2 separate regions of the Homo sapiens genome follow, and region 2 is linked to region 1. Evidence: read pairs that join two places in POLR2A ChIA-PET (ENCODE). Cell type or tissue: MCF 10A. All regions are shown on one strand.

The links. ChIA-PET counts read pairs that join two places held together with the same protein. Peaks named below come from ENCODE experiments on the same cell type or tissue, not always from the same donor. Only the 100,000 strongest peaks of a DNase experiment are listed, where the experiment ranks them.
Region 2: POLR2A ChIA-PET joins it to region 1 with 5 read pairs; 3 of 35 experiments call an interaction of 5 or more read pairs at or near these places.

Annotation. Positions count from the first base shown.
Region 1 is chr4:48,697,513-48,700,012 of GRCh38, reverse strand. The region is part of intron 2 of FRYL (FRY like transcription coactivator); the gene reads left to right. Among named protein-coding and RNA genes, the nearest start is that of FRYL, 82 kb to the left of the region's middle. In MCF 10A, no CTCF peak of the experiment used is centred here; DNase peaks (open chromatin) are centred at 372 and 1,532.
Region 2 is chr4:48,943,265-48,945,764 of GRCh38, reverse strand. No RefSeq gene overlaps it. Among named protein-coding and RNA genes, the nearest start is that of OCIAD2, 38 kb to the right of the region's middle. In MCF 10A, CTCF peaks have their summits at 942 (motif pointing right) and 2,200 (motif pointing left); DNase peaks (open chromatin) are centred at 944 and 1,324.

The sequences.
Region 1 (2,500 bases):
TATACTATACCTGGTGTTAGGTTTTTAGAGCACTTAAATTTTTTTTGTCTTTTTGCTTTACTCTAATAAATATTCTAGTTAACATTAATATCTAGCTTAATATGATTTAAATGTATGTTAAAATTCTTAAGAGTAGTAGCAAATCTAGATTGGGAACTGGATCTGTAGACAATATTCAAAAGATACAATTCAGATGACCCTGAACACCAGTAAACTGATCCAGGGGCCAAATATTCTCTCAAAATAGAGGAGGAAAAAGGAAAAGAGGCATGTAGGGACCCAGAAGAAGAAGGGCGATTTATGTGGAGTGGAGGGAATTTTCATGTTAAACCACAGGTAGGGCTTGTTTACTTTGTCACATTTTCCCTGTAATAGAGAAACTGCTGAGCCAGAATTGTGCAACTGATTGAATTAGCACCTTGTTTAAATTGTTAGCATCCATCTTTGAGAAGCATGTATTTTAGATTAAAGATTTAAAAATCTTGGCTGAAACAAAGGACAATCTCTTTCCTTTATGAAGTTGTTCATTGAACTTTAAATAGTAAGATATTAACAGATGAGGATTGAATTTAGTCTTCAAATAAGCATCTCTGTGATTTGTTGGTCACAGTATGATCTCTTTCCCATCCCCCACTATTTTTTACTTTTGATAGGGCAAACTCTTATGTTTTCATGAAATATTTAAAGCAAATGATGTGTTAATTATGTTTAGTTATCCTTTTTGAGAGTTCTCTAGCTTTTTCTGTTCTGAGGTTCAGAATCAATATAAGGACATATTGAAATCATAATTGCATTTTATCTTCCAAACAGCCATTGAAAATAATTGCATTTTAATTTGAGAATTTTATCTCAACTCCATATAACAGCTTATACTTTAAAATATAATCCAGAGGTACAGTACTTTTCAGTTCATTTATTAGCTTTGTCAGTTTCCACATTTGTAAAGTTGAACATTTACTGAAATTATGGGCTGGTTTGGGTTAAAATGAAGTAACATATGTGAAGCATCTTAGATGGTCACACATAGTAGGCTCTCGGTAATTAGTCGTTGCTGCTGTTGTTATGGGTATTTAATTAACTTGGATTTCTAGGGCACCATTTGTTAGAGTGCAGTGAACCAATTCTGAATTCTACCCTCCTATATTTGTTACTTGTTTAGACTGACTTAACCACTGTGGAGAATAAAGCCTATTTGTGGGGGTTGGGGTGGGGGTGGTGCCTACTGACTCTTATATGCATGTTTTTTCAGAGTTACAGGATGTGTACTGGAATGTGAAGGATTAAGCTTTGTGGTGGCATGTTCTATATGGTCATCCATAGTGACCAAACTAATTTGGAATGTTGTTTTGTTACTAACTTGGAAATGTGTTATTTTCTCTACAGAGGATGTTGATCTGAATAAACTGCTTATTATGCTTTATACATTTCTAGAGCGAGAGGAACTGTCAATCAGTGTAAATCTCACCCAGCACAGTATTTTCTTTCACAAACATGGGGAGGAGGCAATACCAAGATAACCACTTTTGGGACAGAGCCAGGAGCTGTTGTGTAACTCAGAGGGTGTGTGATAGCATCCAGCTTTGGAGCCCATCACGTCACATTGAGAAATTGTGGCAGGGAGGCTTACAGGAAAAACATCTTGTTTATTAACACCTGAATATGTTACTTATGTAGCTTTTTAAAAGTCATCAGTTAGCTAGCTTCTCAAAGAGAGGCAAGAACCCATTCGCGTAGTTACAGATTGTGGCTATAGTAAGTCTTCTGGTAACAGGAGCTGTGAGCACCACTTCTTCAGTGAAGTCTTTCCTGTTCCCTTCTCCACTCAGGTTGATGACTGTCTCCTTTGTACCTGGTTGCAGCTTGAACATATTTAGGTAACTTCTCTCAAAGCACTTGAAACATGCTACTGCCCATGTCTCCTTTCCAGCTTGTCTGTAAACTCCTTGATGGTAGCAGCTGTGTGTGTAAGTGCCACTGAGTATAGATTCCTGGAGCTTAGGTTGATCCCCAGTAAATGTTAAATGCAGGTCTCCCTGTGCCTGTGGAAATGCCTCAACATCAATTGGTTCAATTGTATCCTTCAACTTGATCACTAACAGGTCTTTAATGAAAAGTCTCCAGAGATGCTATTCCCATTCTGTACTATCCTCATCATTACCATTCTTATTTCTTCTTTGCCAATGCAAATTCTCTATTTCATTTTTTTCTTTAAGTACTTCTCTATGAAGCTTTTTAAAAGTATGCTTCATTTTAGGGCCAGACATGGTGGCTCATGCGAGGCCCATGCGGGTGGATCACCTGAGGTCAGGAGTTTAAGACCAGCGTGACCAGCATAGTGAAACCCCATCTCTACTAAAAATACAAAATTAGTCGGGTGTGGTGGCGTGCACCTGTAATCCCAGCTACTCAGGAGACTGAGGCAGGAGAATTGCTTGAACCCAGGAGGCAGAGGTTGCAGTAAGCTGAGACACCGCAGCCTGGGGGACAGAGTGAGACTCCA
Region 2 (2,500 bases), 250 kb before region 1:
GGCAGGAGAATGGCATGAACCCGGGAGGCAGAGGTTGCAGTGAGCCGAGATCGTGCCACTGCACTCCAGCCTGGGCAACAGAGCGAGACTCCGTCTCAAAAAAAAAAAAACTAAATTTTAATATTTGTAATTTCTTTTAAATTTTTAATTTTAAGTACAAACAAGAAAATCCTAAAAATAGTTCTTTCCTGACAAAAAGACCCCTCCCTGAGCATTTTTTTAAAATGTAGGTGATAGATAATGTGACTAGGAATGCTTCCCAAACTTTTTCAAGGACTCTGGAAGGATGGGAGATTATTTAAGTGGCCAGCTGCAAACATATATTTGCTTTGACATCTGAAATATTATCTTTAAAAATAAATTTTGTACTCCATTCCATATTAACACTGTACTCTGAACAGACCCAAGATGGTACAATTGCTCATCTATTTAATATGAAAATATTTTCCCTAAACACCTTCCAAGTACCTTACAAGTACCCTTGCTAGAGAAGCAAAAGCTTAGACCATGAGCCCAGCTCAGCCGGAGAATATGATTCTTATGACACATGCTAACAGGTATTCTCCAGCCCCACCGCCCACCTCTCTATCTCCACCCCAGGGTTACTATTGTGAGAAAGCTGCCTTTCAGATGCCTTGAGATCTTAGATCTTTTGTATAGCAAAGAGGGAGTTCAAAATAAGCCAGCCCTCCCACCTCCCATTTCCTGCCACTGTTAGAGCCCTTCAAATGAGCTTGGGTTTCTCTGGTTTGCACTGGAAACCACCTGTGCTGGTTATTAAGGTACTGTTTCTCAGCTCCAAACCTGCCTTGCATAAACTGCTTTGCGATACTCTGGCTGAACTTGGCCAAAAAAAAAAAAAAAAAAAATCTGTTCTTTGGCCTGCTTGCTACCCTATTCGGTCCTGCCAATAGGGGGCACTAGAGAGGCTGCAAGATTAGCAGGACACTTGTTGCAGACTCCAGCTTTTGTCAACATACCCGGAGCCAGCCTCATTTTACCCTCGCAGTGGTGCCAGCACCACCCGGATATGGCTTCCTCCTCAGGGATCTGCATCCCAGCTCCAAGAGGCTCCTCCTCGAAATTTCTAGATTAAAATAATCCCAGCAACTTCCTTTTGTTCCCGCAGCCCTATGGAGCGGTAGCTACTTCTTGTGGTTATTTCTCTGTTCACACCGGTGTTCCCTTTGCTCCTTTAGCCCTCCAACACCGATTTCTCACATTATCTTCTGTCTGTTGTAGTAGCCAATGTGGTTTCTGCTTTCCTGACTAGATTCTGACTCATACATTAGATTCCACTCCCTGTTGTCCACTCCCTTTGTCCCATTGATCCAGGCTCACAAGGAGAAAGGGGGAGTCGCCTCAGGCTCGAGGCCTACATTGAATCCATCCTCATTGCCCAGCCATGGTCTGTGGGCACTTGGCAGCAAGCCCCAGTGTGTAGGGTGGTGCTCTGTTTGTTTTAATACTGCCATAGAGAAGTACTTTCTGGGCTTGGCGCCGTGGCTCATGCCTGTAATCCCAGCATTTTGGGAGGCAGAGGAGGGAGATCCCTTGAGTTCAGGAATTTCAAGCTGCAGTTGAGCTATGATCATGTCACAGCACTCCAGCCTGGATGACATAGGGAGATCTTGTCTCTAAAACAGAATATATATATATATTTATATATATATTATTTATATATATTTATATATATATTATTTATATATATTTATATATATATTATTTATATATATTTATATATTTTTTATATATTTATATATATTTATATATTATTTATATATATATTTATATATATTTATATATATTTTTATATATATTTTTATATATTTCTATATATATTTATATATATTTATATGTATATTTATATATATTTATATGTATATTTATATATATTTTTATATATATTTATATATATTTATGTGTATATATATTTTAAGAAAAGTTCTTTCTGTATATCTTTGGATGTACAATAAATTTCTCATTCAAAAACCCATATATTCTATTTAGAAGAATGCCTGAGAAGAATCTTATAAAAGTCCCTGAACTCATATTTTCATAAAGATTCTGTTCTTCCTGTCTTATGTTTATACCTCATTTGAATCTCCCAACAAATCCATGAGGGAGGTGGGGTGGGCACATCATCTCCATGACCAGGGAGAACCTGAGAGGGAGCTCCCTCTGCTGTCTGCTCTCACCTGGACCAACTAGTGGCAGAACTGAATCTCTTTATTTCTTCTCTCTTCTGTCTCCAACATGTGCTTAACACAATGGTTTTTCTATTAATTTTCTACCGATGCATGACAAATGCCACAAATGTAGTGGCTTAAAACAACACCCATTTATTAGCTTGCAGTTCTGTCCATCACATGTCCAGCACAGAGTGGCTGGGCTCTCTGCTCTGATATCCCAATGGTGAAATCAAGGTATCCGCTGGGCTGACACTGAGGAAAATTCATTTCCAAGATCATTCTTGCCATTGGTAGAATCCAGTTCCTTG